Regions from separate parts of the Mus musculus genome. Here region 1 is linked to region 2. A link is a loop called in an ENCODE intact Hi-C map of the cell type or tissue named here. Cell type or tissue: heart. All regions are shown on one strand.

Region 1 (8,000 bases), 160 kb before region 2:
AACAACAAAATTCTTTCTACAGATTTCAAGGCAGGATGATGAATCTGACTGGTCTATATACACTCAACCCGTAGCAGATATATAGTTGCTAATTAATTCCTTACAGTGTAATATGGCCTTTTACTCTGAAGACAGAAGTGCCTTTGGGCTGGGGCAATTCTTGGGTATGTAAAAGTACTTGCCTGACAAGTTTAAGCATCTGAGTTCATATCCCTGGAATGTAGGGTGCAGAACCTATGATGCCTGTAATCTCAGTGTTCCTATGGTGAAATGGGAGGCAGAGATAACTAACCTGATGTACACAGTATGAATGAGAGTGTGAGGGAGAGAGACAAAGACAGAGTGGGGGACTCTATTCAAAATAAGGTAGAAAACAAGGGCTAGTACCCACAATTATCTTCTGATCATTACATGTGAGCCATGGCACATGCATGCCTACACACACACACACACACACACACACACACACAAACAAACACACACACTTACTTCACAAACACAATACATATACATACAAGAAGGAAATGCCTTTTTCAGATCTTTCATGCTAGATTTCATGCTATCTTGTTACCAGTTCCTAGGCACACAGCATGTCAATATTTATTTGATCTTTACAAATAACTCAGTTTTATGCCTGGGAAGGTGTTATTATCTCCGCATAGTAAAAAAGGCAAGGTCAACCATGAGACAGTAGTAGAACTGGACTCGTAGGGCATTGAACATTCCACATAGCTCTACTGTCTTAATCACACACGGCAGAACACCATAGCCATTTGTAAAACTCATTCTGCAGTTGTACCAATCACATTCTCAAATCCTCTTTAGTACAAGGTAATATATGAATACAATAAAAAGGGGAAACTCCGCTATAAAACAGGAAAATGCTTTTAAAATTTTGACTCCGCTATAAAACAGGAAAATGCTTTTAAAATTTTGATATATATATATATATGCATATATATACACACATGTATATATAAGAATATATATATATATATATATATATATATAGAGAGAGAGAGAGAGAGAGAGAGAGAGAGAGAGAGAGAGAGACAGGCTCTCTCTTGAAACTCCTGGCTATCCTGGAACTCACTCTGTAGACCAGGCTGGCCTCAGACTCACAAAGAGGCACTGCCTTGGGCTTGAGTGCTGGAATTAAAGGCATGTACCACTATGCCCAGCATGTTTGATTATTTTTATTATCACCTTCCTGAAAGAAGATGTTTTTTGTTTCTGAGATGAACTGCATCTAAGCACATATTCTGAGACATTTAGAAAGTATGGGTAAACAGTTCGACAATGAGGATCAGAACTGTAGTCTCGGCTCCTCAGTACTTCATACTAATTCTCGTCACCCTAGATCAAACAAGCTCATCGTACTTCTTACAAGAGTCATAATTGCTTAGCTACAGATAAAGACATCTGGAGAATGATAAGCCGGGGTTGGAGAGATGGCTCAGTGGTTAAGAGCACTGGCTGCTCTTCCAGAGGTCCTGAGTTCAATTCCCAGCAACCAGATGGTGGCTCACAACCATCTGTAAAGGGATCCGATGCCCTCTTCTGGTATGTCTGAAGACAGCAACAGCTATAGTGTACTAACATACATAAAATAAAAATAAATCTTAAAAAAAAAAGAAAATGATAAACCTTGCCATTTTGAACAAATATTTTTCCTTTCAATTTTTTAAAATTATATTTATTTGTGTTTTATTTATTGTGTATTTATTTGTGTGTGTGTGTGTGTGAGAGAGAGAGAGAGAGAGAGAGAGAGAGTGTGTGTGTGTGTGTGTGTGTGTATGTGTGTGTTTTACAGCACTTATAAAGAGGTCAGAGGACAACCTATAGGAGGATGAGTTCTCTCTTTCCACTATGTGGGGCCTGGGCATCAAATTCAGGTTGTCAGGCTGGGCAGCAGGTGCTTTCACCTTCTGACCCACCTCACTGGTCCTGTTTCCCTTTCTGATCAATCATTAGTAGCATTGACTTCATATTCCTATCTGAACACTATGACTGTAATCTTGTATGTAAGAGTTTAAAGAGCAGGGCCTCAGTGTTCTTGCTGCCTACTCTAATCTTAAAGGGCATTTCTAGATAGCTAACACATAAATACCAGGCCTGAGTATCTGGAGGACTGGGCTCATCAGGACACTGGAGTAAACTGAAGATGAGCTTGGCAACTTACCTTGGGCTGACTCCTTTCTCTTTTCCTCCCTCGCTTGCCAGCCCCACCACCTCTCTGTCTCTGTCTCTCTCCAGATCTCACATAGCCCAGCTGACCTCAAGCTTCAGTGGCCAAGAATAACCTGAATTCCTGCCTTCCCCCCCCCCCCCCCCGTGCGGGGCGGGGGGGGGGGTGTTATAGGTATGTGCTGTTGGTCCTTATCCTCTTCTTCCCTTTCGCCTTCCACCTCTTCTTTTGGCAGATTCTTCTCAATCACAGTTCAGGTTAACCTCAAACTGATGAGTTGATGTTCCTGCCTCAGACTCCCGGGTGCAATGAGCTTAGGCACAATCTATCACTTTAGCTATATATTTTTTTTATCTCTAATACTAGAGAGCATATTAATTCTAGACTATTTCACCACGTGTGATGGTTAGTTTTAACTGTCACCATGGCATAGAACAAAATACACACATATAAATGTTTATATACACACATACATGCATATATGTATTACATACTACATACATATATACACATATATACTATATAACACATACATATATGACCCACACAAACCTATATTAGTGTGAGCATGTTTGCTGGGGATTGCCTTGATCATCTTAATTGATGGGAGAAGACTCACTTTAAGTGTGAGCAGCACCTTCTGGTAATGGCCCAGGTAAAAGGCAGAAAGAAAGCTTTGCTAACTTGCCTCCTTAACCTTCATTCTCACTGGAGAGTTCATTGACCTTTTTGGTGTGTAAGGGTCCATGATTTGCTGAAGGATGTCACCCTGGACTCCAATAGTATGTAACCACAAAGAGTGTTGAATTCTGCAGAAGTCTAGCAAGCTGGGTCTCCCATGACCCAGGTAGAGAGACACCCAAGTGAGCTCAGAGGCCTGATTTAAAGCACATTAGGGAGTTCTGGGGTAGGTGACCTCTATGATAATCTGTTGGGTCCATCTCTACTGACATTCCATTGCCGGGGTAGAGAGGCTGTAAACTTGTTGGGGGAGGCCTGGAAACTGCTGCTGACCCATTGTCCTTGCCTCGGGCCAGACAGGTGGCCAGACAGGTGGCGGGCCGGCTTCGGAGGCCTGGACTTGCCTGGACTTGCCCAGGTCTTGGTAAGAGATTTAGGCCTAACCTCCTTAACTGCCAATTTGAAGCCTGTCATGGAGTCAGCCTAGCCTTCTCAAGCGCTGGTATTAGAACCTTGCTAGGCAGAGACCCAACAGTTCTCCAGGAGTCCCTCAGGTCTTCACAGGCAGATTGGGCTGAGGCTCCTAGCTTTGAGGACTGACCACCAGGTTTTCAGCATTTGCTGTGAGACAACCACTGTCTGGCCTCTCCAAGTGTACCACATAAGCCAAGGTGGTAAGTCATCTTTTAATATATGTTCATTCCATTGGTTCCTTCTTTTCTAGAGAGACCCGATATACCAAAGATCAACTTTCCATACGGCATGCATCATTTTAAAGCGTATCAGCAAATGTGTTGACACCAGGGAGTCTGGTATTTGAATACCATCGTAGAGGTAAATAGCAAATTATCCTCTGGGAGAAAAAAAAAAATCCAAAAGCAACTAAATAATAAGGCCCATGATTAAAAATGGGTAGTATCCTATGATTAGTTCAAGCCACTAGGACCTCATACAAGTCCAACTAAATCAAGCCACTTGAGGTAGTGTTAGTAACCACTTTTAGTGAGCTAAATGGTTGTCCAGAAAACTTAAGAGCAAAAGCAGGTATATTTCTAAATTTTACTTTTAATAGTTGTGCACGCTAGCATGTAATCAGAGCACAGCTTTCGGGAGTCTTCCATTTTGGGTCCCTGAGTTCTTTAATATGGCACTATTTTTCAATTTGGGAGCACAAAGAAAGTCTATAATGGGTTAGTGGCAGAGCCTTATGTCTACCATAAGTATGACTCTGAATTGGTCACCCAGCTCCAAAATACGAATAAAATTCAGAGGAACCTTTTAAAATGGGTTATGGCAAAGTTGAATCAAAAAGTTTAAAAACTTCGAAATGAAACCCCCACAGAAAAACTTGCGTTCGGGCCAAAAGATGGGAAGGACAATCGCCTTAAGCTGTTTGAGAATTCACATTAATTTCTAAGCAAGTCTCTAGTGGCCAGCAAGCCGCACAGGCTGGGACGCCGAAGACATGGGGTGAGGGCATCCTCACGTGCGGTGGCTAGGCAACCGCGGGCGCCTTCTCACGGTGCTAGCCCCGCCTCCTGAGGCACTTCCGCCGCCGCGCGCCTGGACCTTCTCCCTCTCATTGGTTCGTGGCTCGCCGAGGATGGGCGGGGGAAACGCGTAAGTCCTTGCGGTCACTTCCGGCCCGGGAGCGCGCGGGTTGATTTGTCCTTCCTCAGCTGCGGGCGCTCGGAGCTCGGAAATGGCGGGTAAGTTCCCGGGAAAAGTTTAGCAAGGGGAGGAGGCGGGTGCTTCTGGGGAAGAACGTTGAGGCGGCCGTGACAGTGGCCGCCTGGAACTTTCGGGCTCTAGCAGAGGTTCCAGAAGGCCTCTCCCTTCCGCGAGGCACTGAGGGTCGGGGACTGGCTCCCGGTGGGCCGCGCTCGGCGCCACCGCCCCCGGTGCTGACGCTCGGCGCCTCCCGTGGGCCTCCCGGGCCTTGAGCTCAGGCAAGGCGCTCAGTTTGGTCTGGTGGAGCGCGGTCTGCCTCGGAGCCTTTCACCCCCTCGTTCCCCTTTGCTCACTGTCGCCCTAATGTAACCCATTAGGTCCAGTTCCCGCCAGCTGATCCTCTCCAGGGCCCTGCCCACCTCCCTCCCAGCCAACTTCTGAGCGAGCGCGGTGCTGCTGCCCTGCCCTGGTTCAGGGCACACTCAGGGTCTCATAACCCTTCAGGATTCCTGAGATCATTGTTTTTTTAGATGTCCTTTGAGAAAGTCGTTTTTACACTGCCCAACTTGTCACTTAGAATGGAACTTCTGTGCTGTGTGTAGTAGAATCCTCTTGCTGTGCTTTATTCGTTTCTAGCCTTGGAGAAATTTCTGGTGGAGTATAAGAGTGCCGTGGAGAAGAAACTAGCAGAGTACAAGTGTAACACCAACACAGCAATCGAGCTGAAACTAGGTGCGTATTTCCTTTCAGAGGAGTTCTGTGTGTGCAGCCCTGTATTTAACAGAGCCTTTAAAATAGGAAACACAGCTTGAGGTTAAGACGATTACGTAACAGGTACTTTCTGCGTTGACTGGACATGGAGATTTTAGGCAGTTCTCTAAGTTCATGCGGTAGAAGGGGTAGGGGAAAGATAGTGATAAGAAAGTGAAAGATAGTGTGGCAGAAAGTATATGTGATCTCATCTTAAAAATTGCAAATACACCAGGCAGTGGTGCCGCATGCCTTTAATCCCAGCACTTGGGAGGCAGAGGCAGGCGGATTTCTGAGTTCGAGGCCAGCCTTGGTCTACAGAGTGAGTTCTAGGACAGCCAGAGCTATACAGAGAAACCCTGTCTCGGGGGAAAAAATTGCAAATGGGGGATGGAGAGATGGCTCAGCTGTTAAGATCATTGACTGTTTTTCCAGAGGTCCTGAGTTCAAATCCCAGCAACCACATGGTGGCTTACAACCATCTGTAATGAGATCTGATGCTCTCTTCTGGTGCTCGTACTTACATATAATCATTCAATCAATCAATCTTCAGGCCCCAGGGAGCAGGACTGGTAAGAGCACTGACTGTTCTTCCGGAGGTCTTGAGTTCAAATCCTAGAAACTACATGGTGACTCACAAACATCTATGATGAGATCGGATGCCCTCTTCTGGTGTGTCTGAAGACAGCTACAGTGTACTTAGATATAATAAATAAATCTTTTTAAAAAAAATTGCAAATATGATAATAACAGCTGTTGGTTAGGATGTGGAAATTCATGGGTTGCTGGTATTATATCTAAAATGATATAACAACTTTGGTTTGGAAAAAAAATTTAAATGTATTTTATGTTCATAAGTGCTTTCTCTATCTTCATGAATACCAGAAGAGGACATCAGATTCCCACCATGTGTTTGCTGGGAATTGAACTCAGGACCTCTGGAAGAGACCAGTGCTCTTTTTTTTTTTTTTTTAAAGATTTATTTATTTATTATATGTAAGTACACTGTAGCTGTCTTCAGACACTCCAGAAGAGGGCGTCAGATCTTGTTACAGATGGTTGTGAGTCACCATGTGGTTGCTGGGATTTGAACTCCGGACCTTCGGAAGAGCAGTCGGGTGCTCTTATCAACTGAGCCATCTCACCAGCCCTAGTTTAAAAAAAAAAACAAACATAAATTAGCTACGTGAGCCAGCCCTTTTATTAGGTGTCTGTTCAAGGGAAGTGAAGATGTTCATTTATACATGAATACTTAAAAGTGAGTTATTTACAATAGCCAAAAAGTGTAAACAACTCATAAAGCAGTTGGTAAACAGATAAAGTATGCCATAGTTATTCAGTGGAATATTGTCTGACAATAGAAGTTCTGATACCTGTCACACAATGTGGAGAAATCTGAAAAACATGCTAAGTAAAAGAAGGCAGGCAAAACCAGTATAGTGTGTCCATTTGTTTAAAATGTTCAGAAAGGACATCTGCAAAGACAGACGGTAGAGAATCATTACCCCAGGCTAAATGTAGGCTCCTGACTGTCCTGGAACTTACTCTGTAAACCAGGCTGGTCTTGTATTTCCCTTAGTGATGGACCTGAAATCATAAGCCATTTAAATCCTTGACAGAGTTGCTTTTAGTCAGTGTTTTATCACAGCGCCAGAAATGAAACTAGAACCAATGCAACTAATCCAGTGATTGTGACAAGAGGTCATAGTTTACTGAACCTTCACTCCACAGACTCCTAATCAAGATGGTATTTTCTGTACTTACATATGTTATTTTTCTAAAACTGGCATTCTGTTATATAATGTGCTTTCTCTGCAGCTTGAAAATGTGTGATGTATACATAACAGTTTGCACACATGCAGAAGCCAGTGGAGGATACCCGCTTTCTTTGTCATTCTCCACTGTTACTTCCATGACATGGGGTCTCTAGCAATTTCTGCGAGAATGGCAGGGCAGTGAACTCTGGAGAGCCACATATTTCTACTTGTGGTGTATACCTGTAATCCTAACACCTGGGACGTGGAGGCAGGAGGATCAGGAGTTGAAAGGCAACCACAGCTGCATAGAGGTCAAGGCAGATGAAGGGAATGTACTATTCTTTAGTGACATTGCCTCCCACAAAAGTACCCATACTACCACCATATTTTTGTTGTTATAACCTGTTTTTTTGTTTGTTCGTTTGTTTTTCTTAACATAATTTGTTGTTTGTTTCTTTTTTTTGAGATGGGGGTCTCTTGTAACTGAGGATGGCTTTAAATACCCCTTGACTTCCAAGTGCTGCAATTATAGGTGTCCACTACCATATCTGGCTCTTTTTCTTTTGATCTGTCTATGTTATCTGTGTATTAACTGTTCCCCTACATGTGTAAAGAGCATAGTGTATATCTACTATGGATTCCTTTTTTTAAACACTTTTTTTTAAAGATTTATTTATTTATATGAGTACACTGTAGCTGTCTTCAGATGCACCAGAAGAGGGCATCAGATCCCATTACAAATGGTTATGAGCCACCATGTGGTTGCTGGGAATTGAACTCGGGACCTCTGGAAGAACCGTTAGCACTCTTAACCACTCTCCAGCCATCTCTCCAGCCCAGACTTTTTTTTTTTTTTGAGATGGGATTGCATTGTGAAACTCTGGCTTATCTCAGCCCTTAGGCTTAAGTGAACCCTCAACCTCGGATTCCCAGACAAAAGCATTTGGTCATTA
Region 2 (8,000 bases):
TTTTTTTTAACATCAAAATGAGGTCATCCGCAAAGGCACCTAAACTTTTAAAAAAATAAAAATAAAAACCCTCCACTGGCAATGGATGAAGGAGCTACGGGAGTGTTCCTGGGGAAAGTGGGAGGCGGGAAGAGTTGGGAGAGCTGGGAATTCTCCCCCATGAGCCCCCAGGAGGGGAAAAAACCGGCGGGATCCCGGGGGTCACGGGGGTAGGTGATAGGGTGGAGTAGGACCCAGGAGGTCAATAACCGAAGCGGACTGGAGCTGAGGCCTGGAGCAGGAGAGAAAAAAGGAGCCTCTGAGAGCCGGGAAGCCTCGAGGGCGGGGAAGGCGTCCCAGTGCCTGACCCCGCTCAGGGCCTGAAGAGACCAAGGACCCTGAGGATCACGCTGAGGGGGCTGGGAAGGGGCGACAAGTCCGAGGATGGCCTAAAAGTGGCCGGGGCTCAGGTCGGAATTGAGGCCAGGGACGCCAGGCTTGGCACTAAAGGATCCCACGAGGCCTCCTTGTTTCCGGCTGCTCCGTGGCAGTGCGAGAAGTGGCTCCACGACGGGTCACCCCTGGTCGCCACTTCCAATACCGCTGGGTGGGTGGCGGTCGCGGGCTGGTAGGTTCGAGCCTCTAGCTACAGGACGCGTGCTGAAGAACACGGTGTCTCAGTTCTCAAGTCTCAGACGCTGTCCACTCGAGGTTAGAAAATCGTCCCCGCGCTCACCGGGGCGCCCCCGCCTGCGTGGTGGTGGTGATGGTGGTGATGGTGCGCCTGCGGAGTCTGCGAAGGATGCAGAAGTGGCGCTGTGGCCTGCAGGTGTGAAGCGGAGCCCGAAGCCTGGTGGTACCACGGGTAGTTTCCCAGAAAGGCCGAGGCGGCGCTGCTCGGGCTGGAGCCAGAGCTGCCCGCACCGCCGCCTCCGCTGCCCGGGCCGCCGCCAGCCATCCGCTGCGGCGCGCCGAAGTCCCAGGATGCTGGCGCCGAGACCGGCGGGGAGGCACAAGGAGGAGAAGCGCTGGCTCCAGGGTGCTGCTCGGTGGGTATCTCGCCGCTTTTCCACATCTTCTTGAACTTGGATCGGCGGTTCTGGAACCAGATTTTGACCTTTGTAGAAAAAAAGGAAAAGCCCTGAGCTTTAGTACAGGAACCTGGGCAGGAGGTTGGTGGAGTGGAGACGGCGGGCGAGCAGACCTGGGCTCTGGGCCTCCGCTGCTTCTAGCTACATTGGGGGGATCTCAAAATGCTGATGGATGAGCTCTAAGTATGTGACCAAGGTTCTGGGTAGTGCGGTGTCAGGTCAGTTATGGAACCCGCTTTAGCAGCAGCGAGTGGAAAGGCGTTGTAGTGTGGGATTTCTGTCCACCCGGGTCATTTTCTTTCCTCCCATGCGGCTGCCCCCTTTGAAAAAAATTTCTTATTTTGTTTGTTTGTTTGTTTTAAGCATTGGGCCTAGAAGTTTACTTTGCCCGGAATAAAAAAGCACAGGTGAAAATATACTTTTGAAAAGTTGTTCCGGACGTGCCCGCTTCCTAGAGAAAGCAGGCCATCTCCCACCTTGCTCACCTGAGTTTGGGTGAGGCCCAGGGACGCCGCCAGCTCGGCTCGCTCTGGCAGGGCCAGATACTGGGTCTTCTGGAAGCGTCGTTGAAGGGCCGCCAGCTGGAAACTGGAGTAGATGGTGCGTGGTTTCCGGACTTTCTTTGGCTTCCCGTTCACTATTCGGATTTCAGGCTCAAGGTCTTCCTTGTCTGCAACGAAAAGTGAGTGGTGAGCACCCACCGTCCAACCCCGCGGTCCTAAAGTTCGGAGCGGAGGCCTTTAGAGACTTGAGGAGGCCTTCCCAACTTCAGCACGCGCCGACTGGCCTGGCCACGGAACCCTGCAAGGGACCCGGGGGAGCTGTGCAAGAGAGAAAGAAGAGGCGGGCAGCAAAGCTATGCGCTACCCACAGCATGCCAACTGGCCCAACCGCCCACCGACTCTGTCCCCCGGAGCGTGGAGAGGCAGAAACTGCGATTCGCGTGCAGTTGGAGATTGGGCAGAGTTCAGGGCGGGAGCAAGAGATGCACAGAGTGCAAGGCTAGAGCTCCGGACTGCCCCCCACCCCATGCTTACCCGGTCCCTCCCCGTGACTTGGGCACCCTAGATGCTTGCGATGCTTACCCGGCTCGTTGTTGACCGGAGACGAACTGGTGCCGTAGGGCGCGTAGGAGGTGTACGCGGCGGTGTAGCCCAGGTCGTAGCTGCTTTTGGCGGAGTAGGAGACATTGTTGAGGCCGCTGGCGTGGTACTGGTAGGAGCCCATGTGCGCGTAGGGCGAGGCCCCCCCGCCGCCGCCGCCCGCCGGGTGCTGCTGGTTGGTGTAGTAGCTGCTGTCCGTAGCCGTGGACACCGGGAGGGTTGGCGACTCCTGGGGCTTGTGCAGGCTGCTGTTGCTGCTGCTGCTGTTGCTGTTGCCGCCAGGGCCGGCGCCCGCACCGCTCGGGGGCTGCTGGTGCTGGTGGTACGTGCTGGAGGCGGTGATCTGGGTCGAGTGCATATCAGCCACCAGACTGTCAAAGACTCCAGTCATCCTGACCCGGGACAGGAAAGAGCACGGGTGGCGGGCGAGAGGGGGATGCGAGGCGCCTCCTCTGTCTATCTCTCCGGGTCCCTTCCAGCAACCAATGTAATTACGGGGAGGGGGAGGGAGAGGAAAACAAGAAATGAGGCTACGGTCTAGGCGCCTCCTCCCCTGGAGGAGGCGATCACCGTGCGTGGCTCGGGACCGCAGCTGCTGGCCGCATCCTTCCCGGGCCTCTCGGACCTCTCGGCTCCTGGCCCGGCTCGGGCGGGGGGCGGGCAATGGAGGGGGCAAGAGCGGTCAGACCCGGTAGGGGCTCCAGGAGGCGGGAGCAGGTGAGCGACCCCCGAGCAGCTTTACGATTGTCTGCCGGGCAGGCTCCTGCAGGGTGGGCATTTAACACTTATCACGTGACCGCGGGCAACGTCACCTAGCAACAGCCAATCAGAAGGAATGAGCCGCGGGGCGCCGGGAGTCCGCGACCGGGCGGCCCCGGGACCCGCGTGTCACGTGGCGGGCAAGGCGGCCGCGGTGGGTGCGTGTACAAGCACTGCAGAAAGTGGGTACCCGATCTGGAGCTGGATAGGGTGCGGGATGGCCCGCAACAGGACATAAGGCTCCGGGAAAGAAATGGGGTCTCCCACCTTACTCTGCTTTCAAGAGCCAAGTCTAACGATTTACATCTCTTGTCCAACTTCGCCTTAATCAAATAAAGCCAGGAAGAGGGCCGAGCCAGCTCTGTCTCCTTTTTCTCCAGATACTTTTCCTCGAGGTGCCTGGCTCGCACTACTCTTGTCAGCCACTTTGCACCTGACGGGCAATTGATTTAAATTATCCATAAACCGCGTATAATAACCTATGCTTCCCAAACTACCCACAGAGATATTACGACAATTAATTGGATAATGTTTAACGTTTTTCCTTTTTGCTTGAGAGAAGAGCTCTATAAGCCCAAAGGTATTATTACTAGTAATGTATTTGAAATCACTTTTCCTCATACACATAAAGGTCTCTAGTAATGACGCACATCTGAGCCACTAGCTGGAAACTGATTCTGAGGTTCCCTCCTTGGGAAAGGTAGGCCAGACTAGACAGCCTTCAAAGTCGTTTGCATTGGTGTTTTTATGAAAAGGGGAATGAAAAAAAAAAAGAGATACTGAAGTAATATTAGAGATTTATCAAGATTCATTATCACACGTTTTCTTGATATAAACAATAAATATAAGAAGTTTTATTTTGTCTACTTTATTTTACATTTTCGTGTTCTAGGATCTTACTCCACTGTTGTAATTTCTTTCTCTAGGTTTCTTTCTTTATTTTTATTTTTCTTCTTTCTTTCTTTCTTTCTTTCTTTCTTTCTTTCTTTCTTTCTTTCTTTCTTTCTTTCTTTCTTTCTTCCTTCCTTCCTTCCTCTCTCTCTCTCTCTCTCTCTCTTTCTTTCTTTCTTTCTTTCTTTCTTTCTTTCTTTCTTTCTTTCTTTCTTTCTTTCTTTCTTTCTTTCTTTCTTTCTTTCTTTCTTTCTTTTCCAAGTGATGAGTTCCCCTCTCTGGTGGTTGGGATTTTCAAAAGAAGGGTGATGGATGGACTCAGCGCAGTGATGGACTCTCAAGTTTGAAGATTGCGGTAGCGCCTGCTTTGTGGCGCCACCTGGTGGACAGTGTAGGAGGTTGTTACAGGCCTGGTAGACAGTCTAATCACGCCCAGGCGCCAGCCTCTGAAACCCCCCAAAAGAACAAAATAGTAATTAAAAGCCACAAAATTGTGCTAGTGCGCGCCATCTGAAGCATCCCTTCCTAAAGACATAACATGTCACTGAAAGAACTTGTTACAACAACTGCCTAATGGAAAACAAGTTGATACTTTAAAAAATACGATCTTTGGTCTTCCCCAGAAAAAGCAAGTGTGTAATTAAAACTCCAGCATTCACACAGCGGAATAATGAGGCAGGTAATGCGCCTTCCAGTCTGCCTGGATTTAGTTCTCAGCCACTTGGCTAAGGAAGGCCTAGAGAATGGGGAAGAATGAGTTTTATTAGAAACGCTCCCTGGTGGGACTCGCCTGCACCAGACCAGACCCTCCCTACTGTATTGACTTTAAACTGCTTCCTGCCCCTTTTATGTGCATCAACGGTATCTCAAGGTTTTTAATCCAGATTGCCTTTTAGCGACTCGATTTCAAGTCCCTGTGCTCTGACACCACACGAGTAGCTGTTTTGCCCTAATAAAAGGAAAAAAACCAATCAAAATTAAAATTAAAAATCAGAATCAGAATTAAAAATCTGATTGCGCTTTCTCTGCCCCTTTGTTGCCAATCAAGCCTGTCCTGAAGGCATACTGGTGGTGGAAAGTTTTCTGCATTCTATTTCTTTCTCAATCCCCAGAAACAGTGTAAACTCAGGTGAGATTTATAAAACAGCATCATTCTGGAATAAATAGGACCTGGGCCCTCTTTTATCTTGGACACAAGATGAGTGCCCTGTAGCCTGGGAAGTGGATGCAGCTCTGAGCCTAGAGAGGGGAAAAGCTGCAAGGGGAAGGAGAGAGACCTATAGCTGGGGGGGGGGGGGGGACCTAGGCTTGAAGTGTCCTGATAAGCCAGACACAAATCTACATCTTGTTCCATTTACTAATTTTGTTTTCTTGAGGCACAATCTCAGGACGCTGTGCTGGCTAGTCTGGAACTTGCTGTGTAGACGAACCTGGCTTCAAATTCACAACCATCCTCCTGTCTACATCTGAGTTCCTGAGTGCTGGGATTACAGGCATGAGCCACCCCACCCCCACCCGCCAAAATCTAGGTTCATCCAAATTGTCTCATTGCTTTGTAAGAAATAGCCAACGGATTTCTCTACTTTGGTCTAAAGTGAAGCACCCTAAGTATTCTTGTATTGATTGTATTCTTGTATTGATTGATATTTTACACTTTGAGCCCCAGTTCTGAGGAGAGCCACTCTGCTCTCCTCAGACAGAAGAGGCCTCAAGAGGGAGTTGAGATGAATTTGGAGAGAAACTGGCTGCCTGAATGAGGCTAGTTTGCCTTGGTGCTTGCTCCTTCCCTTCAGTTATTATTCCTAGCCCCAGAGTTCTTTTAGTCTGCCTAGATCTAGTAGAGGAGGGTTAGGTGTCTCAATGCAGACTTTGTGTGTTTCAACACATCTCAGTTTGCAGCCTGTTCCTCAGAGTGTAGCTTGATCCACCCATTCCCTTTGTAGCAATGAACATCTCGAGGTTCTTGGATAGAAGAAAACAACTTCTTTCGCATCAGGTGCTTCACTCAACTTCAGCTGTCAGCCAGCTGCCTTCTCTGTTGCTACAGCACAAATCCCAGTAGTGTTTAGGGTAAGCCCTCAAACACCCAGGATTTCCAGAGGCTCCAAGCTGGAGAGTGAAGGTTCACTTAGGGCTCCCCCTAACCCCCTGGCCAGATTCCCTCGATTTCGCTTGGCCCAGAACTTTGCCTCTGCTTGTCTACTGGGTGTCCTGCACCAAGCTGAGAGGTGAGATCTGGGAAAGAAGGCACCCGCCCCACTCCCCCAGGGCTTCCATGTTGGTCTGCACATTCCAAGGCTAGTTTGACTACCTACTCTCTGGCTATGGTCCCAGGGTGAATCTTTGCTTGCTGCTGGTCCCAGGAGTGATGCTTGGTGTGTGTGTGTGTGTGTGTGTGTGTGTGTGTGTGTGTGTGTGTATGTGTTTATGTGTGTGTGTATGTGTGTGTGTCTTGGGGGTACCACCCCTATAGCTCTGGAGACCTGCAATTTCTAAATCTCTTAAGCTTTGTCCTGGAACTCAAAGCTGTGGGGAAAGGGCAGGGATTTGTCTCTGGAGACCTCCCAGTCCTGCCCGTCTCATACTGGCTTCTCTATCACAGCCACACAGCTACCCCAGAAAGTTCTTGTTAGTGTCTTTAACACTGGTTCTCCCAGCAAGACCCTAAGGTTTCCTCCAGGAATCCAGGGAGCCACACAGAATCCCATCCCTTAAGCCTTCACATGGACAGACTCCAGAGCCTGTATTCTTGAAACTCAAGTTTGTGTTTTAGTTTTCCTTCCTAGGCTCAGCAAGAGGTCACAATGCTTTCAAGGGTTGGGCTTGTTAGCCCAGCTAAGTGGGTGGGGTCTTCTGCTAGGTGCTTCCCTGATAGCTCCCCAGGGGCATCTTTGCCTTTCCTTTCTCCACCTTAAGTGGTCCTGAGTACAAGGCTCTCTACTGCTCCCAATCTCACTACTGGCACTTCCTTGTTGTAACATAGTGTCCGGATCTGGGGATCACTAAGGTCCGGTGGCCTACAGTCTAGTAGAGAAGGCAATTGCTAGAACATATCCTAGACTGAGTCGGTCACTCATTAACCCTAGCTTCTGCCAAGCCTTTACCATCCATCTTAGCTGTGAGGAATCCATAGAGTGGGTATAGAATTGACAGAGAGGGAAACAAAGGCATAGCCCCAGATCTCTTGTTTATGACAAGGACAAACGGTAGTGATGTGTTTCTTAAAAGATAAAGAGAGGGTGGTTATGTTCTATGGAGGTGTGGTGAGGTATGGGGAAAGCAGGTGCCTCCGTGGCCCATGCTGAGACATCCCTTCCCCTGAGGGACCAACCACATATAGTATAGAATAGAGTTTATTCAGGGTATGGGAAGGGGAGAGGGAAGAAGAGGGGAGAGGGGAAAAGGGAAAGGGGGGGGAGAGGGGAGAGGAGAGGAGAGGGGAGAGGAGAGGAGAGGGGAAGAGGGAAAGGGGAGGAGAGGGGAGAGGAGAGGAGAGGGGAGAGGGGACAGGCAAGAGGGGAGAGGGGAGAGGGGAGAAGCCAGCCATGAACATGTGGAGAGATGGGGGAAGGGGATGGGGAAGGGGGGAGGGGACAGAGCTGGGAGCAAGAAAGGAAGAGCAAGAGCAGGCAAGAGGGCAAGAGAGGAAGAGAAGGAGGAGGGGGCAAGCAGCCCCTTTTATAGTGGGTCAGGCCTCCCCGGCTGTTGCCAAGTAACTGTGGAGTGGAGCTTAGATAGAATGCTAACACGTAGAGTCCAGATTTGGTCCATGCAAGGGTGCTTTTGCTTAGGAACTGGATTTGTGGCCCGAGGAATGAAGGTTGCACAGCACCCTTGTCTTGTCCGGTAGGGTACTGTAGAAGGGACATTAATATCCTCAAAGGTTGAGCATAGTTCTGTAGCCCCAAGATTTTTTTCCCCTCAGGATTCCAGTGGACCTATCTCAGGTCACATGGGAAGATTCCAAACAGAAGTGAAGAGTTCAAGTCTTTGACCGGGGATGAGGGGGAGAAAGCAGTGGCCAGGCTGAGCTTCAAGGACATTGTCCCTTCAGAGAACGACAGGGGACTCTTTCGACTTTCCAAGGCACTTCTTCAAGCAGAAAGCCCTGACTCTTTCCCCAGAGCTGGGGAGCCGGTTCAGCACGCTGCTACAACTTTCAGACCCAATCACCATC

Evidence for each region. A loop is a pair of places that touch in the nucleus more often than their neighbours do. Peaks named below come from ENCODE experiments on the same cell type or tissue, not always from the same donor. Only the 100,000 strongest peaks of a DNase experiment are listed, where the experiment ranks them.
Region 1: it touches region 2 in a loop (2.7-fold over the local background); 1 of 42 quality-filtered maps calls a loop at or near these places.

Annotation. Positions count from the first base shown.
Region 1 is chr2:71,384,727-71,392,726 of GRCm38, forward strand. Hat1 (histone aminotransferase 1) reads left to right here and starts at 4,534. Exons shown (of 11, transcript NM_026115.4): 1 at 4,534-4,578; 2 at 5,177-5,272. The coding sequence starts at 4,572. In heart, no CTCF peak of the experiment used is centred here; a DNase peak (open chromatin) is centred at 4,445; H3K4me3 peaks cover 1,806 bases; H3K27ac peaks cover 1,429 bases.
Region 2 is chr2:71,543,829-71,551,828 of GRCm38, forward strand. It overlaps Dlx2 (distal-less homeobox 2), which reads right to left and starts at 2,926. Exons shown (of 3, transcript NM_010054.2): 1 at 2,156-2,926; 2 at 1,556-1,740; 3 at 1-1,096. The coding sequence starts at 2,564. The coding sequence ends at 692. In heart, a CTCF peak has its summit at 4,221 (motif pointing left); DNase peaks (open chromatin) are centred at 2,343 and 4,203; H3K4me3 peaks cover 3,534 bases; H3K27ac peaks cover 2,533 bases; H3K27me3 peaks cover 7,481 bases.